2 separate regions of the Homo sapiens genome follow, and region 1 is linked to region 2. A link is an interaction called in ENCODE POLR2A ChIA-PET data of the cell type or tissue named here. Cell type or tissue: Panc1. All regions are shown on one strand. Links, peaks and the distances in the headings refer to the core of each region. The heading gives the core; the rest is flanking DNA.

Region 1 (15,141 bases), core at 4,840-12,839, 110 kb after region 2:
CAGGTGATTCTAATACAGACCAAAGTTGAGAATCACCAATCTAAAGATTTTTTTTAAAAACAGTGCAGGCTTTTTAGGTATTTCATAACTTCCCAACCTAATGAAATGGTAGTTTTTGTATATAAATGTTACTGCTTCATTTAAGTGATTTGTCTGTTTTGTCAAGAGCTCAGCTCTATCTTTTTGGTGCTAGCTCTGAGTAGCTTTCTCACTTCACCTATTGTGATATCGGAGAAATAATCTCTTAAGTTACCATGTACTTTGTGTGTGTACTTACTGAATCACCATATGCCCCTTACACAACAGTGGTCTTGACTGTGTTTGATGGTTTTTAAAAATGGCTACATTTCTACCCAGTTCATTATAAAACTAAATTTTAGTTGGTGTTGGCCTTTCTAACTACTTCATAGCTTTAGAATGTTGAGTCTTAGCTTTGAGTGTGTAACAACATGACTTTGGATCTGATGTTTTAAGCCTGCAGGAAACTTAGATTCAGGATGGACTGAAATTTCAGCTAAAGAACATAATTGAAACATTGTACTTACTGTACTTGTGATAGATCTAGATCACTGAAATGATTGATTTGACAATGGCAGTTGGGGTAGCAAAATGGTCTCTAATTTACAAGCTTCATGTCCTCTGTCTTTTACAGTCTTATTTATTCAATCATACAGCATAACAGCCTGTACCATGTTCACTTTTCCTGTATATAATATTTTTCTGGAGGAATTATGGATTTTTAGTTTAGTTTCAGTTGATTTATCATATAGACTACAAATTAATAAAAATTTATGAACCTAAGATCTGGATGAAATTCATTTGTCAGTGAATACGTTTATCTTAGTACAATAATAAAATTATAATATAGAAACAAGTATTATCTCCAAAATACAGATAAAAGCATCCCAGAGTTCTTCTCTCATCCACTTCTTGGCATTTTAGGTGCTTTGTCCTCCATGGGAGTATAATAAATGATGTGGCAAGGGCTTACTCTCCATGAGAGGAATGTGTGACCAACAGAAGGGTAAGGCCTTTACTAGTTAATTCTTTCTAATAGTATAGTTAGAACCTTCTGGAATTTGCTAGTCTGAAACCAAGTTAAGTATTTAATGGAGAAGAAGGAGGTAAAAGAATGATGTCCTCTTACAACTACCCCCATTCTGCTTCATTACCCCCTAGTCTACTTACGTCAAATAGTACTTTCTATGAAACTCCACATTTTGAAGGGTTAACTCTGGCCATCCTCAGTGAAGCTGCCCCAGGTATTGCTCCATTCATCCTTTGATTTTTCTTTTGCTATCTATAATACTTGGATCTCCATAGCTCTCAGATTAGACTTCTGTTTAAGAATCCAGGAATATTCTTTACTATGCAATGTGAATACCATTCCCCTAGACTCTCATACCCATAGTCTGAGGTGGCAGATTTTGCCTGTAAATTCAGAGCACAGCTGGTAAAGCAGTGTGATGTAATGGCAGGCCTTGGACTCAGGTAGGTAGACTAGGTCTACCTACCTCTCTGGGTATCTTTTTTTTTTCTTTTTTCTTTTTTTTTTTTTCCAAGACGGAGTCTTGCTGTGTCGCCCAGGCTGGAATGCAGTGGCCTGATCTCAGCTCACTGCAACCTCTGCCTCCCATGTTAGCGATTCTTCTGCCTCAGCCTCCCGAGTAGCTGGGATTACAGGCACGCAGCACTACACCCAGCTAATTTTTTTGTATTTTTGGTAGAGACAGGGGTTTCACCATGTTGGTCAGGCTGGGCTCAAACTCCTAACCTGATGATCTGCCCGCCTCAGCCTGCCAAAGTGCTGGGATTACAGGCGTGAACCACTGCACCTGGCCTTTTTTCTTTTTTCAATTACCTGCAAAATAAGGGAATTCGGCTAAGAATTTCTTCCAGCTTCAAAAATCAGATTCTTTTCTAAAATAGTTCTCTTAGCTCTTTGCAAAGTAGTGTGCCTTTTTACCTTTATTCACCCTAGCACTAAAGTCTGGGAAATCACTTTGTCATCCCCCCACTCTCTTTATCATTCTAACATTTTTCTCTCTAATCACCCTGTTCTTCCCTCCTTCAGTGCATTTTCTCTTGTAAATTGGGATTAATAATGTGCTCACTTAAGTATATTGACTATACCTTTATGGCTTTCGTTCCTTGGAGTAGAAGTGCCGTGTCTTCTTTGAAGAATAGATAGCATATATCTGTTATTTCAAGTGTATTATTCCAGTTATAATTGCTGCATAACAAACCACCCAGAATGTAGTAGCTTAAAATATGAATCTGTAGGTTGGGCTTTTCTCTGTGAGGAAGATTCTTACCTGTTTCACACCGTATTGACTAGAGTAGATTTACGGGGTGTTAAAAGGATCTACTCAGAAGTGGCTCATTCATGTACCTGGCAAGTTGGTGCTAGCTAGAAGCTAGAAGCTCAGTTATTCTCCACATGAGCTTTTCCTTGTGGACCTCTTCGCAGGTCTTCAAGGACCTCTTCATTGGTCTTTCTCACAGCGTGGTTGCTAGGTTCTAAGCACAAGATCTGAAGAAACAGGAAGTAAGTACTAGTCTCTTATCAGTAGGCAAATTATTTTAATAGAAAATGTTTTCAATACCAACTATATGCAAAGCACTATGGAATATAGAAGGATTCAAAATGAATAAAACAAAACCCAGGCTCTGCTCTCAATGGCATGTGCAGTTCTGTTGAGGCCGTGCTGGGGGTGATACTGAAAATGAGCAGACATGAGCTCCAGTAATACCATGGAGTGAATTGACAGGGTCGAGACACCAGGAGTACTGAGTGTGTATTGAAAGTATGAAAAATCAGTCCCAGAATTTGAAGCTGGGGTATTGGTTTCGTTGTGTATGTGCCACATGAATCTTCTGTCCATGAATAACATCCAGGAAAAACTTCCCTTTTTTCTTCTTTCTGTTTCTTCATCAGTCAGCCTCTGCACCCCACCCCAGCAGATACTGAAAGTTTCCTGCTTTCTGCTCTGCACTAACTAAATTCTGTGGGATGTATAAAAACATGAGAGTTGTCTTTGATTTTTTTTCTCACATTCCTCCTGAAAGACTCTTGAAAAACTATGTATCTCCTTGTATATTTTTTAAGTTGGCATCTAAAAGTTTTTATCTTAAGTTTAAATAATTGCAAAGAATGTAATTTCCAGTATATTCTATTAACATTTTAAAATAAGACTACTATATTAGATACATATATATCCCTCTTTTTGAAATATATACATCAAAATCTAAAAACCATACCGATTTTATGCCTATTAAAAAATACTGAAGCTCTTCATTAATTTCTGGAAGTTTTACATGGTTCCTTTTTTCTCTTCAAACTATTTGTATTGTTTCTGTCACAGAACTTCATCCTAATGTAACATATTTGTATGTTTTAAAGCCTTTTATTGATTACCTAAGTTACATCTCTGCAATAAAAGTATGTATATAAATTTAAATTTAGAATTTTACAAAATTGTGACTTCAAGCTCTGATTATTAATTTTTTAATTCTGAATTATGTTTTTGTTGCAAGTAATATATAACTGATGAAAGTAGCATATAAGTTTTGATATATGGAAACATAGAATGTAAAATTATATTGGAAATATGTATCTTAATGAATGACATGGGGCTTTTCTTTTCCCTTCAATTAATGTATGTATCTGTGGATAAATACAACTTTTTTGTTAGGACACTAGATACTAAGACTTAGTATTGATTCTTTCCATATTTCATTTTTAAAGAGGTAAATACTGAGAAATTTTATCTAAATTATAAGAAGATGACAAAGGCAGGAGTTTTGTTATAATCACATGCAGAGTTTAGTAGTCCCCAAGACCAGCTTCAGGTTTGTTAAAAGGACTTGCTGAAAACTCACTGAAAGCTGCTCAAGACTCACTGACAACTGTTACATTCACAGTTACAGTTTATTACAATGAAAGAATACAGATCAAAATTAACAAGGGAAGAGACTCATAGGACAGAATTCAGAAGCGTTCTTGTTGGAGCTTCCTGTCACCCTCTCCCAATGGAGTTGTGGACAGAGCTTCCAGTAGCAATGTGTGACAACACACATGGATTATTGCCAACCAGGGAAGCTCACCTGAGCCTTGGAGTCTAGAGTTTTTATTGGGGTTCAGTCATATGATTAACCACCTGCGGGGCTGACCTTAGTTTCCAGCTCCTGCAGAGGTCAAGCTGATGCCACATGACCCAGAGCCCTCTATAAATCACATTGTTAGCACAGTCTGTCTGGCATGGCCCATGGCCCCCAGATAAACAGACACTCTGATCAGGCAGGACATTTCAAGGACTTAGTGATTACCTCCCAGGAGCCAAGAGCAAAGGCTAGCTCTCTCTTTGGGCAAGGTTAATTCTTTACCACATACTATATATCACTCAATCATCTGAGCTCATTCCTATAATGTACCAAAATTTACATAGTAACTTGTCATTAAAAATGTTTTAAAAGCTCAGCTGACATTTCAATTAATATTTTTGAAAGTAAAGAATTGGAAACCAACAGACTCGTTACCCATTCGTTGGAGCCCAGTTTGACACCAGTATTTAGAAATGTCTCTTTGTTGCCCCAGAGGTTTTTACACCCTGGGACAATGTATACTATAGTTAGGTTACATATGGGTAAAAGGTGTGCCTTTTTTTTTTTAATTAAAGTTTTAGGGTACATGTACACAATGTGCAGGTTAGTTACATATGTATACATGTGCCATGCTGGTGTGCTGCACCCATTAACTCATCATTTAGCATTAGGTATATCTCCTAATGCTATCCCTCCCCACTCCACCCACCCCACAACAGTCCCCAGAGTGTGATGTTCCCCTTCCTGTGTCCACGTGTTCTCATTGTTCAATTCCCACCTATGAGTGAGAATATGCGGTGTTTGGTTTTTTGTTCTTGAGATAGTTTACCAAGAATGATGATTTCCAGTTTCATCCATGTCCCTACAAAGGACATGAACTCATCATTTTTTATGGCTGCATAGTATTCCATGGTGTATATGTGCCACATTTTCTTAATCCAGTCTATCATTGATGGACATTTGGGTTGGTTCCAAGTCTTTGCTATTGTGAATAGTGCCGCTATAAACATACGTGTGCATGTGTCTTTATAGCAGCATGATTTATAGTCCTTTGGGTATATACCCAGTAATGGGATGGCTGGGTCAAATGGTATTTCTAGTTCTAGATCCCTGAGGAATCGCCACACTGACTTCCACAAAGGTTGAACTAGTTTACAGTCCCACCAACAGTGTAAAAGTGTTCCTATTTCTCCACATCCTCTCCAGCACCTGTTGTTTCCTGACTTTTTAATGATTGTGATTCTAACTGGTGTGAGATGATATGTCGTTATGGTTTTGATTTGCATTTCTCTGATGGCCAGTGATGGTGAGCATTTTTTCATGTGTTTTTTGGCTGCATAAATGTCTTCTTTTGAGAAGTGTCTGTTCATGTCCTTTGCCCACTTTTTGATGGGGTTGTTTGTTTTTTTCTTGTAAATTTGTTTGAGTTCATTGTAGATTCTGGATATTAGCCCTTTGTCAGATGAGTAGGTTGCAAAAATTTTCTCCCATTTTGTAGGTTGCCTGTTCACTCTGATGGTAGTTTCTTTTGCTATGCAGAAGCTCTTTAGTTTAGTTAGATCCCATTTGTCAATTTTGGCTTTTGTTGCCATTGCTTTTGGTGTTTTAGACATGAAGTCCTAAAGGTGTGCCTTTTGTAAAGTGGTAGAAGGGCAGTTATAACAGGGAAAATGGGAAAGCAAGATAAGTGTTACACTTCCACTTGAGTGGTTCTCTGGCAAATCAGTTTTTTCAAAGGGGATACCAGTAAGTTGATAGTTGTAGAAATTAATTCCCTTAAAACCACCATGTTGGCTGGGCGTGGTGGTTCACACCTGTAACCCCAGCACTTTGGGAGGCTGAGGCGGGTGGATCACTTGAGGTCTGGAGTTCGAGACCAGCCTGGCCAACATGGTGAAACCCCATCTCTACTAAAAAAATGGAAACATTAGCCAGGCATGGTGGTGTGCACCTGTAATCCCAGCTACTTGGGAGGCTGAGGCAGTAGAATCTCTTGAACCCAGGAAGGGGAGGTTGCAGTGAGCCGAGATCACACCACTACACTCTAGCCTGGGCAACAGAGCAAGACTGTCTCAAATTAAAAAACAAAAACAAAAAAAACCCCACCATGTCTATACACCTCTGGCAAAGTCTTCCTGTAACCCCAGGGATACTTGACTCTAATTTAAAGACTATAGACCTATGACATGGCTGATCAACTAGCAAAAAGTTATCACTCACCTTAATGAACAGTTAACTTAAACATTGAAAACCTCTTGTGTCCACAAGGTTATGTTAAATACTGGAGGTAGTGGTGTTATAGATATTTTTTAAGAATTTTTTTTTTTTTGAGACAGTCTCGCTCTGTTGGCCAGTCTGGAGTATAGTGTGGCATGATCTTGGCTCACTGCAACCTCTGCCTCCTGGGTTCAATCAATTCCTTGCCTCAGCCTCCCACGTAGCTGGGACTACAGGCACATACCGCCACACCCAGCTAATTTTTATATTTTTAGTAGAGACGGGGTTTCATCATCTTGGCCAGGCTGGTCTTGAACTCCTAGACCTCATGATCCACCCTCCTCAGCCTCCCAAAGTGCTGGGATTACAGGCGTGAGTCACCACGCCTGGCTTCTTTAAGAATTTTTTTAAAATATGTATGTATGAGTCACAATCTCTCTGCCTGAGCACCCATAGTCTCATTGGAGAACTTAGATAAGATACATATCACAAAAAGATTAATAACCATACAAGGCAGTAAATGATCATCACAGCTAGTGGTGGGAAGAAGGACCATTATTACTTCTAGGTGTGTAAAGAAAGGTATGATAAGCATGGTTACCTTTCAGTTAGGCCTGATCATCTGGGTTTCAGGTAGCTAGAGAAGGGTGAGGGAGGGCATTATAAGCAGAGTAGGAGCAGCGGCAATAAAAAAGTTAAAAGTAGCTTTGTATTGGGATAGTCTTCTCTACAAATCCTGTTACTTACTTAACTGTATTATCTCGGGCAAGTTACTTAATTTATTTGAGCATTGGATTCCTTATCTGTAAAACAGAGTCAACACCAACCTTGTAGAATTCTTTTTTGAGTATTAGATGATATCTAGAATCCAAGTGTCCCAACGTTTTTTGGCCTTTCAGGGCCACCTTTTCCACTGATAGCCAAGTAAGAATACCTGAATTGCTGTCCATAATATATGACTATAGGAACTCCAGATCCTTTCTCTCAACTTTGAAGACCCCTGTTTGAAGTGCTTTACATTCTCCTGGCTGTTGCTTGTCACTTGTTGCTCCAACATATTATTCCAGGTTGCTCCCAAAATTCTAAGACTGCTGTCTTCCATTAAAATGATGATGTTATGATGGTGTAGCTTCAGTAGGGGGCATTGTGAAAGAAAACTGTAATCCCCTCAATTCAGTAACTCTTTCCAAGGTTCATCCTTTAACCTCTACTACATAGAGGCCACATTGCAATCAAAGCTTTACTAATGCCTGGCAGTTAAACAAGGGTCATTACAGCACCAAACAGGAAATAACACAATGTATCAAGCTTGGCGGTTTCTAAAATTCATCAGCTCTGCCCTGTAGCAGGGATCTTTTATGGGCTTTCTCCACTTTAGCCTCTACTCTCCCCCTGTTGCACCTATTCCCTCTAAGACCAAAAGCCCTTCTCTCAGGCTGTCCTCCCTGAGTCCCAAGACTCCTAACATCTATCCCTGCCTGCCCTCAAAAGAGGCAAAATATTAGGAAATTAAGAAATTAGAAAAAATTATAAATCTCTGAATCCAGGGAAGACAAGCCTTTTTATTTCGTTAAACAGATTTTAGCTCCTAATGGCTTCCCCTTCTCTCCTCTGGCGGAGGCTCTGGTTTGTATAACCAAGTGGCCCATTAGCGTTTCCACAATAAAAGGGCTTAAGATGCAGATGCCAAAACGACTGCTAAAATGTTAACCTTTTTGGTTTTCCCTACACATATATAGAGGACTTAACACAACGTCCAACAACAAGAAGTGCTGAATAAATTTTTTTTTTTTTTAAAGTAAAGAAGAGGCACTGTCAGATCTGTTTTAGATGGTTACCCTGTGAGTGGGAAAATGGACTGGATAAAGAGAGACCAAAAGCAGGGGAGCAATTAGAGAACCTTTGCCACAGTCCAAGGATCATGAAGATTTGAGCTTGCACTCCTTTTGTGGGTTTCCCACCATCTATGATGTGGCATTGGTTTTTTAAAACTTTTTATTGAGGTGTAATACATACATCGTAAGCTGTAAATGTACAGCTTATTGTGTTTTCAATGAGTGTGAAGTATATTTTTCAACTTATCTACAAGGTTGAATTATTTCCCTTTTTTTTCTCTCTCCAGATAATTTTTATGGTGGGACGAGGATACCTGTCTCCAGATCTCAGTAAGGTACGGAGTAACTGTCCAAAAGCCATGAAGAGATTAATGGCAGAGTGCCTCAAAAAGAAAAGAGATGAGAGACCACTCTTTCCCCAAGTAAGTAAAAGCTTCATGCTATCCAAAAGAACAGACTAACATTCATAGACAGATTTCTGAGCACTTTTTTGGGCACACAGTGTGTATTTCATGAGTTTGGATTCTATGTGCAGACTCCAGACAAGAAAACACATTAAGATGGCTTCATGAGGGTTGAGCAGTGGCACACCTAGAAATTTTGGGTCCTAATACAAAATATTCAGAAAGACTTTGCATTTGTCCATCAGTTCTCAGACTTCTCAGTCTTTGAACTCTTTTACACATTTAAAAATTATCGAAGACCCCCCCCCCCACAAAGAGCTTTTGTTTATATAAGTTTTAATTCCTTATTAGAAATTAAAACTATTTTTTAAAATATTAATGAATTAAACATAGTAAACCAATATGTTAAATAATATTTAGAAAAAAACAGTTCTATTATCTAAGAGAAAAAAATTAGTGAGGAGTTGTATTGTTTTACTTTTTTTGCAAATCCCTTTGCAAAAAGAAGACAGCTGGATTCTCCGCTTTTGCACTCACATTGCAATATCTCACATCATGTCACCCCTAAAAACTCTACTTAACGCTTGTAAAATAATGACAGTAAAAAAGGCAAATGATATCTTATTGTTATTACAAAAATAGTTTTGACCTCGTGGATCCCCTGGTGGTCCACGGACCACATTTTGTGAACCACTGCTTTATTTCTTCTTGGTGGTAAACAGATTCAAGCTTTCCTTTAATACTGGGTCTTTTTGAGGGGCATTTCTGCCTGATGCAGAAAAAGGAAAAGGCAGTAAGGCATTTGTCAGCTCAGCCTGCCTTTACCTAATTCTTGATAACTCACTGCTTTTTTTTTTTTTTTTCCATATTGGAAGGATAAAGCCTTAAGTTAACAAATTTCAAAAAGAACTGTAACTAAGGCCAGGTGTCGTGGCTTACAAATCTCAACACTTTGGGAGGCCAAGGCAGGCAGATCAGTTGAGGTCAGGAGTTCGAGACCAGCCTGGCCAACATGGTGAAAACCGTCTCTACTAAAAATACAAAAATTAGCTGGGCATAGTGGCAGGAGCCTGTAATCCCAGCCACTCAGGAGGCTGAGACATGAGAATCGCTTGAACCCAGGAGGTGGAGATTGTAATGAGCTGAGATGACACCACTGCATTCCAGCCAGGGCAACAGAATGAGACTCTGTTTAAAACAAAACAAAACAAAAATATCTAAATACCTCAACTAGCTTACAGAGTTTAGCTGTAGTAGATATTATAATATAAATGCAATGTTTTCTGATACTTAGGGAGCTCCTGATAGCACTGGATAAATATGCCTTGATGAATCAGTACAGTTTCAAGTGGGAAGTGCTATTTCCCATAGTAACCCTGCTACCATAATTACTGGAGTGTTCATGTATGAACTCTTAGGCCTTTGAATGCCCAGTCCTAGCTGAGTAACTCAGACAGAAGTCAATGTTACAGGAATTAGATTCACTCATCCTTTATTTTTAAATCTAAAAAATGTTATTCTTCTCTAAAGAATGAAAGAAGATAAAATTGATGGTTTTAACAAGTCTGTCAGGGTGTTGCCTAAGAAAAGAAAGGGAAAGCTAAGTGGTTGGCTGGGTAGATATAAGTTTCATTTATCAGGTTTCAAAGTTACTGTTCCTTTGAGGAAGAGTTTTTATTTTTTCTTTTTATTTTTTTATTTGTTTCTCTAAGTCAGGAAACCTCTGGGTTGAGACTGTCCTGGTGAGAGACAAGTGCTGCTGAGCAGCTTCAGCATGACCCTGTCCCATGTTCTCTTTTCACGTCATGGTGCTCGGGTTCTTACTTAGAATGTTTATTGACATTAATAATGCAAAGTACATCCTTAGGCCCACTTTTTAAATGATATTAAAAGGGGCAAAATGCTTAGCTCCATACTTCTAAATATAACATTTCATTAATTACATGGTTTCAAAAACTGAAGTGCATATGTGAACTTTCCAGATTATTGGAGGCTATCCCTTTAAAGTGTTATTTTGAAATTTTTGTTACAGGATATCTTTTCACACCATACTGTTATATGCCACATAAATTTTAGATGGCTGAAGATCTATATGTTTTATAAAATATGAAATCATTTTTATAGTTTTGAGGTAGGAAAGGCTTTCTTAATAGACAAAATTCAGAAGGAAAAAATTAGCAGATGTGAGTACATTAAAAATTTTTAAACTTCTATATAGAAAAATAACATTGAAAGATAAAAAGAATAATTGTAGCATATATAACAAAAAGTAAATGTTTATAATATACAAAGGACTCCTCCAAATCAATAAGTAACAAACAATAGAAAATGGGCAAAGGGAATATGAACAGGTGATTCACATAATAAATACAAATGGTGAATGAACTTAGGAAAAGGTGTAAATATTTCCATGGCAGTCAGTAAAATGCAAAGACACAACAGTGAAATATATTTTAATTTCGCCTCTCAGGTTGGTAATATCCAGCACTGGGAACAATGTTGGGAAGTGAGGAGGAGCATTCTATGTAAAATTTTAAAGGTTTGGTGGAAGGCAGCATTTTGGAAGACCTTGGTAGAATCCATAAATTCAAAATACTTCTAAAAATCTGTGCTATGTAACCTATTTCATAAGTATTCAGATATATATAAGAATGTTTACTATAATAAGAAAAAGACATTAAGATTAAGTTAGTTTTGTATTGATGACATGGATATTGGTGAGAGAAAAAGAAAACAAGACAGAAAACAAAATGTAGTATGATACCTCATTTTTTTTTTTTATAGGCTGGGCCTGTTCTGTTGCCCAGGCTGGAGTGCAGTAATATGATCATAGCCCACTGCAGCCTCAAACTCCTGGGCTCAAGCGATCCTCTCACCTCAGCCTCCTAAGTAGCTGGGATTGCAGGTGCCTATCACCACACCCAGCTAATTTCTTGTGGTGGTGGTGGTGGTGGTTGTAGAGATAGATTCTCACTATGTTGCCCTGGCTGGTCTTGAACTCCTGGCCTCAAGCGATCCTCTCGCCTCAGCCTCCCAAAGTGCTGGGATTACAGGCGTGAGCCCCAGTGCCCAGCCTGATAACCACTTTAAAAGGTTAAACAGAGGCCAGGCACGGTGGCTCACGCCTGTAATCCCAGCACTTTGGGAGGCCGAGGCAGGCGGATCACCTGAGGTTGGGAGTTCGAAACCAGCCTGACCAACATGGAGAAACTCTGACTCTACTAAGAATACAAAATTAGCCAGGCGTGGTGGCACATGCCTGTAATCCCAGCTACTCGGGAGGCTGAGGCAGGAAAATCATTTGAACCCAGGAGGCGGAGGTTGCGGTGAGCCGAGATCGCACCATTGCACTCCAGCCTGGGCAACAAGAGTGAAATTCCATCTCCAAAAAAAAAAAGTGGTGTTCAGGTGGGCCTTGTTTTCATGTATGTATTTTTATACATAAAAAAAGGTACTGAAGAGGCCAGGCGCAGTGACTCACACCTGTAATCCCAGCACTTTGGGAGGCCAAGGTGGGTGGATCAGTTGAGGTTAGGAGTTCGAGACCAGCCTGGGCAAAATGGTGATACCCGTCTCTACTAAAAATACAAAATTATCCGGGCGTGGTGGCACACGCCTGTGATCCCAGCTACTCGGGAGGCTGAGGCAGGAGAATCGCTTGAACCTGGGAGGCGGAGGTTGCAGTGAGCTGAGATCGCGCCACTGCACTCCAGCCTGGACAATAGAGTGAGACTCCATCTCAAAAAAAAAAAAAAAAGGTACAGAAGAAAGTATAGACTCTAACAGTGGTTATCCCTGGAGAGCAGGATTTGAGAGCCTTATACTCTTTATACATTTCTATAGTATTTTAATTTTTATTTGCATGTTATACTTGGAATTTACAATTTTTTGCAACTGCTTACTTCTTTGTCTTATACTAATCATCATAAAGATTACTTTTTAAAAAAAATTTAACTTTTAAAAACAATTTTCAGCCAGGCATGGTGGCTCATGTCTGTAATCCCAGCCCTTTGGGAGGCCGAGGCAGGCAGATCACCTGAGGTCAGGAGTTTGAGACCAGCCTGGCCAACGTGGTGAAACCCTGTCTCTGCTAAAAATACAAAAATTTAGCTGGGCATGGTGGTGCGCTCCTGTAATCCCAGCTACTCAGGAGGCTGAGGCAGGAGAATCGCTTGAACCCAGGAGGGGGAGGTTGCAGTGAGCTGAGATTGTGCCACTGCACTCCAGCCTGGTTGACAACAGCGAGACTCCGTTTCAAAAAAAAAAAAAAATTGGTATCTCAGGACAATAACAAAAGTAATAATAATAGCTGCTAAGGTTTTATTGAGTGCTTATTATAGGCCAGGCATTATGCCAAGCCCTTTAAACATGTTTCATGATTATGAACATGCATTATCATGCTGTATGCCTTCAAGGATTATAACCTGTTTCTTTGTGCCTTAAAATTGTGAATTTCTGCATTTTATATATTGGGGTCTATTTGTCGAGTTCTCCTATCTTTGCTCTTGGGTTGTCCCCTGTCACTTCTCATGTGCTACTAGCACTCTGGGTCTGTGAGGTTCTGCTTTCAATTAGGTGTATGTAAAACATTTCCCATGGCTAGGTTTCTTTAAAGGGCAAGTAGCTGTGATAATTCTGTTTAGAGATAGTCATAAAGTGCTTTACTTATTTATACTCCATCTTCTTCCCAAAAGAGACTTGTGGTCTATAACAAAAAGGTATAAAATTGGTTTTAAATTTCTATTATTTACTGTTTCAAGACTAACAAATGATCTAAAATATAAATAAAAGCTGACTAAGAATTACTCTCCCCATTTAATTTACAGAGAGAGTTTCTTCTTAAGAAAAAATACCAATTATTTACAAATATTTTCCCAAGCATTTATGACAATGCTGAAAACAATGTAAGATTTCAGGTGCTTTCTTGTAAAGTGTGATGGGACTCTTAAAGATTTATACCACCCAGATTTTCATTCTTCTTTCTGTTTTTTCTTTTTCTTTCTTTCTTTTTTTTTCTTTTTTCTTTTTTTTTCTTTTTTTTTTCTTTTTTTTTTTGTAGATTCTCGCCTCTATTGAGCTGCTGGCCCGCTCATTGCCAAAAATTCACCGCAGTGCATCAGAACCCTCCTTGAATCGGGCTGGTTTCCAAACAGAGGATTTTAGTCTATATGCTTGTGCTTCTCCAAAAACACCCATCCAGGCAGGGGGATATGGTGCGTTTCCTGTCCACTGAAACAAATGAGTGAGAGAGTTCAGGAGAGTAGCAACAAAAGGAAAATAAATGAACATATGTTTGCTTATATGTTAAATTGAATAAAATACTCTCTTTTTTTTTAAGGTGAACCAAAGAACACTTGTGTGGTTAAAGACTAGATATAATTTTTCCCCAAACTAAAATTTATACTTAACATTGGATTTTTAACATCCAAGGGTTAAAATACATAGACATTGCTAAAAATTGGCAGAGCCTCTTCTAGAGGCTTTACTTTCTGTTCCGGGTTTGTATCATTCACTTGGTTATTTTAAGTAGTAAACTTCAGTTTCTCATGCAACTTTTGTTGCCAGCTATCACATGTCCACTAGGGACTCCAGAAGAAGACCCTACCTATGCCTGTGTTTGCAGGTGAGAAGTTGGCAGTCGGTTAGCCTGGGTTAGATAAGGCAAACTGAACAGATCTAATTTAGGAAGTCAGTAGAATTTAATAATTCTATTATTATTCTTAATAATTTTTCTATAACTATTTCTTTTTATAACAATTTGGAAAATGTGGATGTCTTTTATTTCCTTGAAGCAATAAACTAAGTTTCTTTTTATAAATTTTGAGTGCAGGTGACCAAAAATATTGCTGAGGAGTGGCACGTTTGACATGAGTAAAATGTCTTAACTTCGGATTTTTAGCGGGAAAATGTTATAAATTGGAGTTTCTTTTAAATAGCTTTTTTTAAAATACATTAAGGATGTCTCGCTCATGTAGAAGTCAAATTTTGTTGCAAACGCATTGCTCCCTTCACACCCAATCTCTCCCCTGCAAAAAATCTTCACAGAATTCTGTGAGAACTTTTAGGTGTGTTTTTCTTTGAGATACCTCTGGTTGCCAAACACCAGGTAATAGATTTTTTAAAGTTGTTATTAGATTATTCTTACCTCTCATGATGCATATTTTAGCAATCACCTTATCATTGTGTCTCATGTTCTGTCCTCCTTATATTCTTTGCCCAGCAAGATTCTACTTATGATGAATGAATGCTCTTCTCCTTTTTTCATTCAATGGTATGAAGTATTTGTTAGGGTTCTTTAGTACTTACACTTTGTTGTGTAGAAAATGACTGTAATGTGGTGGTCAGTGTATTCTTACTGTGATTCAGAGGGAATCAAAAGTAGAAAGCAACAGCACGTGGTCCTATCAAAGATTTGGCCATCTCTGCTTCACTGTCAGCCTCTTAACTATATCTTCACTTACTCAATTTGGTTTTGTCATGATTTTTAAATGTAGCCAATAGATCAAGGTTCTTCCAGTAAACACATATCTGCATAAATGCCTCCTTGAAGTCAATAAAGAAGGAAATTGAGAAGACTTTAA
Region 2 (16,018 bases), core at 2,963-10,962:
GCTTGCTGTTCTTCCAGAGTTATCTCAGTAGAAATTTACTTTTGTGTTTTGGTCTGCAATTTATTAGCTTTGATTTCTTTGTCAAACTGATTATATTCGTTTTCTGTTTTTCAGGAATGTTCTGAATTTTTCCAACTAAGTGGTTGATGGTCCTGGCCTCCTTGCTTTCAGTACTGTGATTCTTTCAACCATTTTCTTGAAATTTTAAGACCACTTCTGTCTCTCCCTTCCCTCCCTCTGTTCCTCCCCCAACCCCACCTTTCGTAACAATTATTTGTTTCTTGGAATCTCTTAGGCTAGTCCTGTAGTTTTCCCCTTTGACCTATTAAGTATTATGTTACTGGATTCCTAATTAATGATTATTCTTGCTTTTAATATATATATTTATATATACTATTATATATGTTTATATATCATATATATTAATTTAAGAGTTTGATGCCTTTCTTCACAGTTTGGATTATTTTATGTTTTGTTTGTTTGTTTGTTTAGAGATAGTCTTGCTCTGTTGCCCAAGCTGGAGTATAGTGGCGTGATCTCAGCTCACTGCACCCTCCATCTCCCAAGTTCAAGAGATTCTCCTGCCTCAGCCTCCCAAGTAGCTGGGACTACAGGCACGCACCCACACCTAGCTAATTTTTGTACTTTTAGTAGAGAAAGGGTTTTGCCTTGTTGGCCAGGCTGGTCTCAAACTCCTGGCCTCAGGTTATCCACCTGCCTCAGCCTCCCAAAGTGCTGGGATTACAGGAATGAGCCATTGTACGTGGCCTATTTTTTTTTATGTTATCTTTGTTGAGTTTTGACATCTAGGTTTTGCTAGCTTCTTAAAGTAATTTAGAAGATATATAAGTATATATATGAATATATATATAAAATCACCTGTTACTAATTGATATTTTAATTACATTTTCTTTAAGGGATGAGGGGAGCCAATGGCTGTAGTTTTTTTTTTGTGCCATAGCTCCCCTTCATGTCCTTCCATAGCAGTTTGTCTGCATTTATATTTTAACATGGGCATCTTCTAGGATTTTTTAAAAAAAATTCTCAGTCTTTTTTTTGGAGAAGGAGTTTTGCCATTTGTAAAGTCACTAAAAATGATCAGTTATTTACTAAGCTTGCTTGGCTGTAATAGCTGTGGTCTACTGAAGAGATTAAAACAGGAGAGGAGATCTTTTAGTAACTTTCTTGAAGTTTTTAGTTTTGTTTTTAATTTTTTCATCTCCCTTTTAGGATTGTGGTAACAGGTTTTTCTTTTTTTTCCAAGAAGATGTTTTAACTATGTACCTACCGTTAGCTTTTCAGTATCTTATTCTACTTTTTAATATATCTCTATTTTATAAGAGTCATCAAAGTTCTTTCTCTGACTCTTCTGGAGATTCTGAAAGACTTTCTCTCCCAAACACATTCTTTAAAATTCCAACAAGGGTCATTGTGACTTTTTTTTATTCTTCGGATATAAAATTACTCTTCTTTGGGGAGATAAAAAACCTGACTTCCAGACACTTATGGTCTGGCCCCACTATACCTAGCCAATATTATCATTTTCTTTTACTTTTTTTTTGAGACGAAGTCTTGCTCTTGTCACCCAGGCTGGAGTGCAGTGGCGCAGTCTCGGCTCACTGCAACCTCCGCCTCCTGGGTTCCAGTGATTCTCCTGCCTCAGCCTCCTGGGTAGCTGGGATTACAGGCACACGCCACCACGCCCGGCTAATTTTTGTATTTTTAGTAGAGACGGGGTTTCACCGTGTTGGCCAGCTGGTCTCGAACTCCTGACCTCAAGTGATCCACCCGCCTCATCCTCCCAAAGTGCTGGGATTACAGGTGTGAGCCACCACTCCCAGCCCAATCTTAACCGTTTTTTATACCCCAGCAAGAAAATTTTATTCTAATCAGCTCATTCTCTTCATTTCTCATCTCTGATTATTTTCCCCCACTTTCTCTCTCCCATCCTTTGAGAGAAATAGTTCTTTATGCTAACTGCATATGAGTTTTTATGGAACATTGAAAAAAAAAAGGGAGTGTGGGTAATATTGTCCTGAATTTACTGGACCTAAGAAAGAATCACTGAACTAGGATGACCTGTTTTCTTTCCTACCCTATTCTGAAACCAGCTTAAATCTTCAGCTTTAATTGCATACCTATTATGACTAAGACACCAAAATAAATCATGAGGGGACAAAAAAAGAAAATGTTTCTGATCTTAAAGTAGCTAATAGACATGGAAAACATAATCAACTTTATGTTATCAAATTATGACTTAGAAAACAGTTTTGCCGAGTTGATCAGTGAACACATCATAGAGGGATGCTCTAAGGAAAGATCCATCCTGGACAATGTGGCAAAACCCCATCTCTACTAAAAATACAAAAATTAGCCAGGTGTGCTGCTGCGTGCCTGTAGTCCCAACTACTTGGGAGTCTGGGGTGGGAGGATTGATGCCAGGGAGGCTGAAGCTGCAGTAAACCAAGATTGTGCCACTGCACTCCAGCCTGGGAGACGGAGACCCTGTTTTAAAAATAAATAAAGTATTCATTTTTTTTTAAACAAATATATGTTTGCTTATTGTATGCTAGGCACTGTTCTAGGCTCTGGGGATAAATCAGAAAAAATAAGACAAAAACCTATGCCCTCCTGGACTTCATTCTGTTGGGGAGTGGGAAGACACACACCAATAACAAAATGAACACGTAAAATATATATAGTAAGGTGGTCACATATGCTACGGAACAAATAAAATTAACAAAGGGCATAGAAGCTGATTCTGTGCCTTTAAGGAATGGGAGGGATAGAGCCTTTCTAAATGAGAAGGTAAGAGAATGCTTCATTGATAAGGTGACATTGGGATAAAGAGATGAATGAACTTGGTAAGACAGCAAACTTTATAGAAATCTTAGGGGAAGAGCATTCCAGGCAGAAGGAATAGTAAATTCACAAGTCCTGCACTGGGAGTATACTTGGCACGTTCAGTTAGGCCAAATGTGATTGGAATGGGATGAGTGACGGGAGAACAATAAGAAATGAAGCTAGACAAATAGCAGAGGGCCAGGTCATGGCTTTGGTGATTTTTAGTGGGGAAGCCAGTGGAGGGTTTTGAGCAAGAGAATGACATGTGATCTGCAGTTATAGTTTTGTTTTTGAGATGGGGTTCACTCTGTTGCCTAGGTTGGGGTGGCGCGATCACAGCTCATTGCAGCCTCAACTTCCCAGGCTCAAGCAATCCTCCCACCTCAGCCTCTGGGACCACAGGCACACACCACCACGTCTGGCTATTTTTTTTTTTTCTTTTTTTTTTGTAGATACAGGGTCCTACTATGTTGCGATCCTCCCGTCTCAGCCTCCCAAAGTGCTGAGATTACAGGCGTGAGCCACCATGCATGGCCTGCAGTTACAGTTTTTGAAGAATAGCTACTGTGCCATTCTAGGCATGAAATAGGAGAGGCCATTTCAGAAACTCTTGTTAATAAACTAACAGAGAAATGAAGGTGGCTTAGACCAGGGTGGTAAAGTTAGAGAAGGTGACTAATATCTACATATATTTTGATTTGGAGATGGATTGAAATGGATTGTCAGATGTGAGAAAAGAGTCAAGGATGATGCTGAAGTTTTTGGTTTACTCAAAGAAGGGAGCTTATTTCCTGAGGTAAAGAGACTAGGAAAAACAAGTTTTGTGGGGGTGATGGGGGAGATCAGAAGTTAGTCTTTGAACATGTTAAGTTTGAAATGCCTATTAGGTATACTAGTAGACATATTCAGCAGGCAGTTAGGAATCTGGTGTTGAGAGGAAAAGGTAGAGTTGGATTTTAAATTTTGGGCTTCATCAGTTCATAGTTGGCATATAAAGATACAAGATTGGATGAGATCACCTAGGGAGTAAGTGTAGCTTGACAAAAGAAGCCATCTGACACTTTTTGGAGATATGAAAAATTAGCAAAGGCATCATGAAAGAAAACATTGAAATACCTGACTGGAAAAACAATTTGGAACCTCTATCACTGCTTCTCAGACTTTAATATGCATATGAATCATTTTGTTAAAGTTCAGTAGATCTGAGATGGAGCTTGAGCTTCTGCTGTGTGTTTTGTTTGTTTGTTTGGTTTTTGGTTTTTTTTTTTTTTTGGCAGGTTGTGGGGTGGCGGTAGAAACTGAGTCTCACTATGTTGCCCAGGCCGGAGTGTAGTGGTGCACTCATGGCTCACCGCAGCCTCAACCTCCTGGGCTCAGGTAATCCTCCCACATCAGCCTTCTGAGTACCTGGGACTACAGGCATGCACCACCATGCCCGGCTAATTTTTGTATTTTTTATGGAGATGGGGTTTTGCTATGTTGCCCAGGCTGGTTGTGAACTCCTGGGCTCAAGCAATCCACCTGCCTCGGCCTCCCAGAGTGTTGGGATTACAGATGTGAGCCACTATGCTAGGCCAGCTTCTGCTGTTCTCACAGTCTTTCAGAAGATGCTGCTGCTTCTGGTCTGTGGACCCACACTTTGAGTAGCAAGACTTTATATGACAAGAGTCATGAAAAACAATTGAAAGACCTTAACATTTGTAGAAGAATAAAGATTAATATCCAGAATAAAGACTATCTATAAATGAATATGGAAAAAACAAACAACTCAATAGAATAAAAGGGAGTGCAGTATAGGGAATTTTCCAAAATCTCAAATGGCCAGTAAGCATAAAAAGTGCTCAACTTTGTAAGAAATACAAATTAAAACATGATTGCCTTTTCCCTTTCAGACTGGCAAAAGTTTAGAAGTGTGATTGTGCTGGGTGTTGGTGAGATTGTGGGGAAGAGTGGACTTATACCCTGCAGATAGGGACTTGACTTGATACATTTCTTCTTTTGGAAGACCATTTGGCATATTTATTAAATTTTAAAATAGGTATATCCTTCAATCCTGGAATCCTATACCTAGATACCAAAAAATAAAACTTGCACTTTTACTCTGAAAAGCAGTTCAGAACTATTTGTTGGAGTATTGTTTGATGTTGAGGAAATGGAATAATCTAAATGTCCTTTAGTAAGGAAATTATTAAATCAAGAGATTTGGAACTCTTTTTTTTCATTTATTTCCCAGTACATTTAAAAATTGATATCTGACATTTTTTCATTATAACTTTGAATAGTTTAAAAGGCCATAATTTCTACTGTGTGTTATATTTATGTTAAATACATTTTTTGGACAAGCCTTAAAGCTGCAGATTTAGATCATTCAACTTAGAAACAGAATCTTCCGTATAACCTAATAGCCAGTTCTCACTATCAAACCAGACAAATTGGACTGTTTTTCTTTTTTATTAAGAAAAAAAACCTGATTACTTATTTATCTTAAAACAGATATACTAATATATGCCTTTTAATAACCACTAAACTTCTGGATTCTAGTCTGGCTGGCTGGTGATGGGTAAGGCTTGGAGCCTTGCCACAAATTTGTTTCATTGATAAAATATGGTCCTGCTCTTAATTTTTCCCCCTTTTCTCTCAAGGAATTTCCCTATTTAATTGTCTATTTGTTAGGTACTTTGGAATTTATACGTCTCAGAATGGTGCATCTTAGTAGTATTTGAGGTGGAAAAGAACTTTGCCTTTCTTTTATAAAGTGGAAAATAATTATTTTAAAAGAGGAAGTAGACAAGGAGAACCAGTTCTTAAGCAGATCAATCAGGGAGCATACAGATAAAACTTGAGGATCTGGAAATTCTCTTAAAATTGTCTATGCCCACCTAACCCCTGGATACCACTGAAGTTTAGAGACTGTTGAAATAAGCAGTGCAATGCTATGAAATGAATGCTATATAACCATTAGGGAGTAAAATATATGCATATTGACGTGGAGAGACTTCTGAGACATTACTCCATGAAAAAAGCAAGTGTTAAAAGTATTTTATATATAGTATTTAATTATATGTGTACATTTCATATATGTATGTCTTAATGTTTTTTCCATGAGTAAAAGGGAGACATGGAAGGCTGCTCACCAAACCATAAACAGAACTTAACCTTTTTGAAAGGGGGCCTGGGAATGTGAGGAAGATGAAGAGAGATTTCATGGTTTATTCTGAATATTCATGTATTCTTTGAATCTTTTATAGTTGAGAATACGTTGTATTACTAGTGTAGAAAAAAATTTAAAGATGTTTCATAATAAAAGAGAAAAACCACTGTACTAAATGATCTCTAAGCTCAAAATTTGAGGAACACTGGCAGTTACTGTGATGTAGTTGTCTATGTTAAAATATTTCTAATTCATATACTAAGTGATTTTTATTTAAATTCTTTTGAAATATTTTTTAGGTGTGGAATATCAAACAAATGATTAAGTTGACACAGGAACATATAGAGGCCCTATTGGACAAATTTGGTGGGGAGCATAATCCACCATCAATATATCTGGAGGTAAGCTTTTGAGTATCATATCTAGTAATTTTGAAAAGAAAAAAAATGAACTTATAAAAACATTTGTACTGATAATCTTGATTATTTTAGGAGGTGGGATTAGGAATAGATTTGGGAAGAGAGAATTAGCTTTGCCTGTATTATACTTCTTAATCTTGTTTTGTGTCACTTGTTAAAATAAACATGTATTTTATAATTTAGAAAACATCAGAACTAAGGGGGAAGTGATATAAATTTCAAGGTATTACTCTGAATTAAATTTTTATTTTTATTTTTATTTTATTTATTTATTTTTTTTTGAGACGGAGTCTCGCTCTGTCGCCCAGGCTGGAGTGCAGTGACACAATCTCAGCTCACTACAACCTCCGCCTCCCAGCTTCAGACGATTGTCCTGCCTCAGCCTCCTGAGCAGCTGGGACTACAGGCGCACATTACCACGTCCACCTAATTTTTTCTATTTTTAGTAGAGATGGGGTTTCACCATATTGGCCAGGCTGGTCTCGAACTGACTTTGTGATCCACCCACTTGGCCTCCCAAAGTGCTAGGATTACAGGTGTGAGCCACTGTGCCTAGCCAATTTTTTTTTTTTTTTTTTAAAGAGAAAGCACACAGTTTTGGAGCTCAGCAAACCAGTTACCATATTGGAAAATGGGGTAATTTTTTAAAATATTTTTTCCAGAATGAGTTTCCCCAAAATTGGTTTCTGCTTCCTTATAGGTAAAATTTGTAATTTTTAAATAGCTCAACATTGTTTAGCTTTACTGTTTAATAATGCCTTGAGGTTTGTGTCAAGCCTTGAGCATAATTGTAAATTTATATTCATTAATCCTATGAGTTAGTAGGTGCTGTTATAATCACAGATGAGCTTTCTTAGCATTAGTTTTCTTAAGTAGTCAGTCAGACTCCACAGCCAACAAGGTGTTACAGAATCTAGGTGGTAAGGCTCTACAGCCCACACTGCTCACTACTACCCTACACACCCTTTCTTTATAAAAGCTGGCTCAGCTGTCATCACTAGTGAGGCAAGGAGATGGAGAACTCTAAATTAGAAATGATCAGGTTGCCATTTGGCTCCAAATACCAGAGATTTTTAAGCACAGATTGAAAGACTTCTGAACTAAATTTGTAACTTAGTAATTTAATTACTTTTTGAAGGGCCAGTTAAGTCTTAAGGATTTTATGAGAAAGTTAAGTTTATATTTCTGAAGTAAACTTGGAAGTTTGGAAATAACAGCTAATATGCTGTTTTCTTTCTCCTCTTCTTCATGTGGCTCATCCCAGATCACACTCCTAGTTAATATCAAAGCTAGGACTAGAATTCTTATTTCTCATTACTAGTTAGTGTACTTCCTAATAGCCTGTGCTATCTTCTATACATATATTATTAGGAGGCTGATCAAAGGTGTCATAAGGAAGCAAGTACTGCTAATGAGAATGGCAATTTTTTATTAATCAGAATTAGACAATATAACCAGCAGTTTTTCTTCCAACCATTTCTATGTCTTGGAGACTTTGAACCCATGCTGAGATGTAATTCATTTGCATCAATAGCTATGTCCCCACTATAGCAGTGATTCACTGCCCCCTCCTCACATAACTCTTCAGGCTTTTTACTATTTGAAGACTGATCACTAACAACAAACCTTAGAGCTTCTTATTCTGTGCCCAGTACTGTGTTAAATGTATTTTATTGCTTAACTCATTTCTTATAGTTACTTTGAGCAAGATACTAGGTACTGGATATTTTTGTTATTCCCATTTTACAAGTGAAAAAACAGAGAGGTTAAGTAACTTAACTAAGGTGACACTGCTAGTTAGGAAAGAAGGCAGATATCTAAGTCAGAAATCTGTGTTCTTGATCTCTATCTTATTCTACCTTTATCATGACATTGTCTCGCTCTTTCCCCACCCTCACCCCCCAGACAGCTTTTCTTATTTGGGCTAAATATTTCTATTCCCTTCAGCCATTCTTAGTAACATAATTTATGGACCTTTTATTAGATACAGTCTTTTTGGTTGGTTCTTTTAGAATTAGACACACAAAATTGAACTACTTATTAAAATTAAATCTGAGTAGGACAGCATACATCAGACCATAACTCACAGGTTATATTATTAGCTTGTGGTAAAACAGATTCTTATCTTGGGGACTTGTGGTATACAATGTGTGTGTATTATGTGTATGTAGTATGCAAAGGTATGCATATACACATGTACATACACACACACTGAAGGCAGCAGTATAATATAATAATTACGATGAGCCATGGAGTCATACAGACTCCATGTTTGAATCCCAACTCTGGCTTAGTTTCTGTACTCAAGATATCCAGCCTTCTTATACCCCACCTCATTAGTAAAGTGGAAATAATATCACATCTTGGGTAAGTTAAGGATTAATTGAGTTTATAATTATGAAATAACATAGTTCCTGATTCAAATATTAAGAATTCTATAAATAGTTGATTTATCTTGTACTGCTCTAGGCCTTGGGGAATAGCAATTGTCTGTCTTTTTTTTTTTCCTCCTGAGATGGAATCTTGCTGTCTCCCGGGCTGGAGTGCAGTGGCACGATCTTGGCTCACTGCAACCTCCACCTCCCAGGTTCAAGCAATTTTCCTACCTCAGCCTCCCAAGTAGCTGGGATTACAGGCATGCACCACCATACCCAGCTAATTTTTGTGTTTTTAGTAGAGACAGGGTTTCAGCATGTTGGCCAGTCTGGTCTCAAACTCCTGACCTCAGGTGATCTGCCCCCCTTGGCCTCTCACAGTGCTGGGATTACAGGCGTGAGCCACCGTGCCTGGCCGGGAATAGCAATTTTTTAAAAAATGGCCAACAATCTCCGCCTTTTTAAGCTTATATTTTAATGAGGGGATGGATATATAGACAATGAACATATAAATGAGTTTTAGAACATTGCACTTATCACCATTTTATTTTTTTATTTTTTGTTGAGATGGAGTCTCGCTCTGTTGCCCAGTCTGGCATGCAGTAGCACGATCTCAGCTCACTGCAGCCTCCTCTCCTGGGTTCAAGTGATTCTCCTGCGTCAGCCTCTCAAGTAGCTGGGATTACAGGTGTGCGTTATGACTCCCGACTAATTTTTGTATTTTTAGTGGAGACAGGTTTCACCATGTTGGCCAGGCTTGTCTCAAACTCCTGACCTGAAGTCATCCACCTGCCTCGGCCTCCCTAAGTGCTAGGATTATAGGCGTGAGCCACCGTGCCTGGCCATCACCATTTTATATACTATGAATGGACTCTAACCAGCCCAAGAGAAAAGACCTGTACATACTGATATTTAAAGGCCCATCAGTGAAGAGCTAGATCTACTGATTACTCACTGAGACCCACCGTTCTGCAGGTTTCTCATCTGCCATTTAAGATTCCTTTACACTTTTTTTTTTTATTGGGGTAAAATATGCCTAACAAAATTTACCATTTTAACCATTTTTAAGTATATGGTTCTGTGGCATTAAGTCCATTCATGTTTTTGTGTATCCTTCACCACCATCCATTTCTAGAAATTTTATCATCCAAAACTGAAACTCTCTAGCCTTTAAACACTAAATCTCTATTTCCTTCTTTCTCTAGTTCGTAGCAACCACCATTCTACTTTCTATCTCTATGATCTATGAATTGGACTACTCTAGGAACTTCATGTTAATGGAATCATATAATATTTGTCCTTTTGTGACTGGCTTATTTCATTTAGCTTAATGTCTTTGAGGTTTATCCATGTTGCAACAAGGATAATGCATATATCAAAATTTTTTTCCTTTTTAAGGCTGAATAATAATCCATTCATTGTATGTATTTACCATATTTTGATTATCCATTCATCCATCAGTGGACACTTGGGTTGCTTCTACGTTTTGGCTATTATCAATAATGCTGTGAACATGGGTGTACGAGTATCTGAGTTCCTTTTACTTCTTTGGGGTATATACCAGGAGTAGAATTGCAGGATCACATGGTGATTTTATGATTATTTTTTCTGGAGTTGCCACACCTTTTTCTGTAGCACCTGCCCTGTTTTATATTCCTACTGGCATCGCATGGGGTTCTAATTTTTTACATCCTTACCAACACTTATTATTTTCGGTTGATTAAAAAAACCATAGCCTAGGCTGAGCGCGGTGGCTCACACCTGTAATGCCAGCACTTTGGGAGGCTAAGGTGGGCGGATCACGAGGTCAGGAGTTTGAGACCAGCCTGACTAACATGATGAAATCCTGTCTCTACTAAAAAATACAAAAATTTCAGGTGTGTGTAGTGGTGCGCACCTGTAATCCCAGCAATTCAGGAGGCTGAGGCAGGAGAATCGCTTGAATCCAGGAGAAGAGGTTGCAGTGAGCCGAGATCATGCCACTGCACTCCAACCTGGGGGACAGAATAAGACTCCGTCTCAAACAAAACAAAACAAGGCAAAACAAAAAAAACATAGCCTCATGTGCGTGAAGTGATACCTTATTATGGTGCTGATTTGCATTTTCCTGATGACTAACAATGTTGAGCCTTTTATTATGTGCTTATTGGCCATTTGTATATCTTTTTTGAGAAATGTCTGATTTAAGTTCTTGGTCCATTTTTTAATTGGATTGTTTGTTTTGTTCTTGTTATTGAGCGTAGTTCTTTATATAGTCTAGATATCAGTTCTTATTGGATATTTAATTTGCAAATATTTTTCCCATTGTGTGGGTTCCCTTTTTACTCTGCTTATAGTTTTTTAGTCCAAATTATCTATTTTTCTTTTTGTTGCTCTTGCCTTTGATATCATATCCAAGAAATCATCACCAAATCCAATGCCATGACATTCTTCTCCCAAATGCTCTTGCATTTGGGTCTTTGATCCATTTTGAGTTAATTTTTATATGATGTAAGGTAAGGGTCCAACTTCGTTCTTTTGCATATGGATACCCAGTTTTCTCAGCATCATTTGTGGAAAAGACTGAATGGCCTTGGCACCCTTGTCGAAAACCATTTGACTATATATGCAAGAGTTTATTTCTGGGCTTTCTATTCCATTGGTCTATATGTCTGTCTTTATGCTGTCATCATACTGTTTTGATTACACTAGCTTTGTGTAGTAAGTTTTGAAATCAGGAAATGTGAGTTCTCCAACTTTGTTCTTTTTCAAAATTGTTTTGGCTATTCAGGATCCCTTGAGATTCCTTTTTTTTTTTTGAGATGGAGTCTCACTTTGTCACCCAGGCTGGAGTGCAGTGGTGTGATCTTGGCTCACTGCAGCCCACCTCCCAGGTTCAAGTGATTCTCGTGCCTCAGCCTCCTGAGTAGCTGGGATTACAGGCACCTGCCACCATGCCTACCTTTTGTATTTTTAGTGGAGACGGAGTTTCACCATGTTGACCAGGCCAATCTCGAACTCCTGACCTCAAGTGATCCACCTGCCTTGGCTTCCCAAAGTGGTGGGATTACAGGTGCAAGCCACTGTGCTCAGCCTCCATGTGAATTTTATAAAGGATGTTTCTCTTTCTACAAGTAGGTCATCAGGATTTTGATAGGGATTGGATTGAATCTGTAGATTGCTTTGGTTAATACTGATATCTTAAGAATTCTTAACTCTGAAATATGAGTGGACAGTTAAGAATAACCAGATATTTAAAGAAAGCTGTCAACAGGAAAGACAGCAGCAGAAATGGTCAACAGAAACTCAGAAACAGTGCAGAAAACAGAATAAAACTTAAAAATAACTATAATTAGCATCAGAGATAAGATCTATTAGTCCTGTCTTGCTTTGTAGCAATACTAAAGAAGCAAAAGTAACAGAGAACAAGAAAGACCTCTTGGAAATTAAAAATACAATAGCCAGAAATTTATTTTTATTTTTATTTTTTTTTAATTTTCTTTTTAATTCTCAGCAAGGCAAGTTACGTCTATAGAAGGGTGCGCCCTTACAGATGGAGCAATGGTGAGCGCACACTTGGACAAGGGAGGGGAAGGGGTTCTTATCCCATATGCATGTGGCTCTTGCTGCTGTGTCATTCCCCTGTTGGCTAGGGTTAGACTGCACAGGCTAAACTAATTCCGATTAATAACTAGAATTTTTTAATTTTTATTATTATTTTTCTTTTTTTGAGATGGAGTCTTGCTCTGTCACCCAGGCGGGAGTGCAGTGGTGCGATCTCGGCTCACTTCAAGCTCCACCTCCCGGGTTCACGCCATTCTCCTGCCTCAGCCTCCCGAGTAGCTGGGACTACAGGCGCCCGCCACCACGCCCATCTAATTTTGTTTTTGTATTTTTAGTAGAGACTGGGTTTCACCGTGTTAGCCAAGATGGTCTCGATCTCCTGACCTCGTGATCCGCCCGCCTCAGCCTCCCAAAGTGCTGGGATTATAGGCATGAGCCACTGTGCCCAGCCCAGAAATTTTTAAAAATATATGTATATACAGACATATAGGTATGTACATGTGTATATATGTATGTGTTGTATATATATAAATAAATGTTGAAAAATAAATATTGGAAGATAAATGTTCTAGAAAGCAGAGTAAAAGCAGAGAGATGGGAAATTTTAGAGGAAACATGAGAAAAATTAAGGAATAAATCCCAATCCATAAAAATTATAAATGCGTTTAACTGCAAGAAACAGAACCCTTCAAGAATAAGTTTCTGGAACAAATAGGGATTTTCATTTCCTTTCACATAGCAAGAAGCGTAGAGGTAAATTATTGTAAGACTAGTTCTACACAGGTCAGTTGTCAGATACTTGGTTGAATCGCTATAGTCCCTTTAGCTTTTCTGTCAAGACCACAGCAGATTTTTAAGATCTTTCCCTCATACAACTCCTCAAAGCAGAAAGCAGAGAACAGAGAAGTTCTCTTGTATACTAAGCTCTTGCTAGGAAGAAAATCTTTCTCAAAAATCCTCTATAACTCTTCCTTTTATATCTCATTGACTAGAATGAGGTCACATATCACCCCTATACTAGTGACTATGCTTACATTTCCTGAAGTAAGAGTCTAATAAGTCAAAAATTTCCAGTGTTCAGTTTTTCTTCAGATTAGTTTGTATGCTGTCAAGTAGAAGTTGTGCTATGATTATTTTATTCTATAACATTTCAACAGAAACCCCTTTTAAGTTTCTATAGGAAGATAAATCTTCAACTACTTATTCTTGCTTCTTCTCTTCATTGTAGCAAAACAGAGAAATTGGTTACACCACCATCAGAAATCCTCTTGATTTTCTTTTTCCCACGTACTAATTTATTTAAAAGCCATCTTTTCAGTTCTAGATGTTCTCCTACTGGCAGATAACAGTTAACATTCTATTGATTCCCTTGATGATAACTACAGTGAAATATGAGATACAGTACTCTAAAGAATTTCAAATTTGTCTTCTCAGTTGATCTTTGGTTCCCTTTTTTCTACCATCATCCAAAGGAAGAAAAGATAAATTTACTCTGAAAAGTTGTTCCCCAGAGTTTCTTCATTTCCTCTCAGTGTTTCCATATTCATTTATCCAACAAATTATTGGAATGCCTTCTATGTGTAAGATATAATGCTAGATGCTTTTCTAGTAGTAGATTCTTCTTTCTGTACTTGATTTATTGGAGCCCAGAGATGAAGGGATACTGTCTCTGTAATCACCCTACAGCTGAGTCCTAACTACTTCAGAATTTATGGTTGAATCCTACAGTCCCCTGTAGACTGATGAAGACAGTAACAGCTCCTGACATTTACTGAGTATTTACTATGTATCAGGTACTAATCATATATTAGTTCATTTAATCTTCAGCCTACCCTTTGAGTTACACTTAACTATTCTCATTTTCATTTTATAAATGAAGCAATTCAGGCACAGAGGGATTTAATAATATGGCCAAGGTTACACAACTTGTAATTGGTAGCCAAGGTTTGAATCCCAGACATTCTGAATTTACAGCCCATGCGTTTAATCACCGTATCATTCTTACACTTGGCAGCCTTTCTGATTTTTAGTCTATATAGAACCTAGAATAATACAGAGGCATTGTGTCAAACCCTTCAATGAAATTAATACTGGAAGCTGGATGCTTCCTGTGGAATGCAGAACAGTCCATTATATATCATTTATGGGCAGTTTGTAAGATTTCATTGTATCTTGTGAGAGTAAGAATAATTAGACTAAATTTAATTAACTAAATGATAAAAAATAAAATTTTTATTTCGCTGCTTTTTCTCATTACATTGAAATTAAATAGATCCTTAGATTTTTTTCCCTTCTGTTTTAATTGAGAAATAATTCACATACTATACGATTAACTTTTTAAAACTGTGTAATTCAGTGGTTTTTACTATATTCACCACTATCTTATTCCAAAACATTTTTATCACTCCCCAAAAGAAACCCTTTATGCATTAGTAGTCATTCCCTGCAGCCCCTGACAACCACTGATCTACTTTTTGCCTTTATGGATTTGCTGGTTGAAATATTTCATATAAATAGAATTATATTATGTGGCCTTTTGTGACTGGCTGCTTTTACTTAATGTAATGTTTCCAAAGTTTGTTTATGTAGTAGTATGTATCAGTACTTCATTTCTTGTTATGGCTGAATATTTCATCATACACATATATCATGTTTTGTTTATCCATTCATCAACTGATGAACATTTGGGCTACTTATATGTTTTTGCCATTATGAATAATGCCACCATGAACATTCACGTGCAAGTTTTTGTGTAGATATATTTTCATTTTTCCTGGCTGTATGCCTAGGAATAGAATTGCTGGGTCTTGTGGTAACTCTGTTTTACACTTTGAGGAACTAACTGCCAGACAGTTTTTCAAAGTTGCTGCACTATTTTGTATTCCTAACAGCAATGTATGAGGGTTACAGTTTCTCTCCATCCTCATCAACCCTTGTTATTATCTATTTGTTTTTTTAATTAAAGCCATCTTAGTAGGTGTGAATTGGTATTTCATTTGGTTTTGATTTGCAGTTTCCTAATGACTAATAATATAGAACATCTTTTCATGTTCTTGTTAGCCATTTGTATATCTTCTTTGGAGAAATGTCTATTCAAATCCTTTGCCCACTTAAAAAAACTGGGTTTGTCCTTTTATTACTGAGTTGTAAGAGTTCTTTAGGCCAGGCATGGTGGCTCACACCTGTAATCCCAGCACTTTGGGAGGCTGAGGTGGATGGATCACTTGAGTCCAGGAGTTCGAGATCAGCCTAGGCAACATGGCGAAACCCCGTCTCTACAAAAAATACAAAAATTATCCAGGCGTGGTGGTGCATGCCTGTAGTCCCACCTGCCCGGGAGGCTGAGATGGGAGGATCGCTTGAGCCTGGGAGGCGGAAGTTGCAGTGAGCCAAGATGGCAGAGTCACCCAGGCTGGAATGCAGGGGCACCATCTCGACTGACTGCAACCTCTACCTCCTAGGCTCAAGCCATCCTCCCACCTCAGCCTCCCGGGCAGCTGGGACTACAGGCATGCGTCACTGTGCCTGGATAATTTTTGTATTTTTTGTAGAGATGGGGATTTGCCATGTTGCCCAGGCTGGTCTCGAACACCTGGACTCAAGCAATCCTCCCGCCTTGGCCTCCCAAAGTGCTGGGATTACAGGTATGAGCCACCGCACCTGGCCAGGAGTTCTTTATATATTCT

What was found. ChIA-PET counts read pairs that join two places held together with the same protein. Peaks named below come from ENCODE experiments on the same cell type or tissue, not always from the same donor. Only the 100,000 strongest peaks of a DNase experiment are listed, where the experiment ranks them.
Region 1: POLR2A ChIA-PET joins it to region 2 with 14 read pairs; 2 of 35 experiments call an interaction of 5 or more read pairs at or near these places.

The regions. Positions count from the first base shown.
Region 1 is chr7:140,733,249-140,748,389 of GRCh38, reverse strand. BRAF (B-Raf proto-oncogene, serine/threonine kinase) reads left to right here. Exons shown (of 18, transcript NM_004333.6): 17 at 8,444-8,578; 18 at 13,620-15,141. The coding sequence ends at 13,793. Among named protein-coding and RNA genes, the nearest start is that of NDUFB2-AS1, 44 kb to the right of the region's middle. RefSeq lists silencers at 1,355-1,555, 13,025-13,225. In Panc1, for the core only: CTCF peaks have their summits at 7,419 and 7,618; no DNase peak of the experiment used is centred there.
Region 2 is chr7:140,840,489-140,856,506 of GRCh38, reverse strand. It overlaps BRAF (B-Raf proto-oncogene, serine/threonine kinase), which reads left to right. Exons shown (of 18, transcript NM_004333.6): 2 at 6,295-6,396. Among named protein-coding and RNA genes, the nearest start is that of BRAF, 76 kb to the left of the region's middle. In Panc1, for the core only: no CTCF peak of the experiment used is centred there; a DNase peak (open chromatin) is centred at 7,348.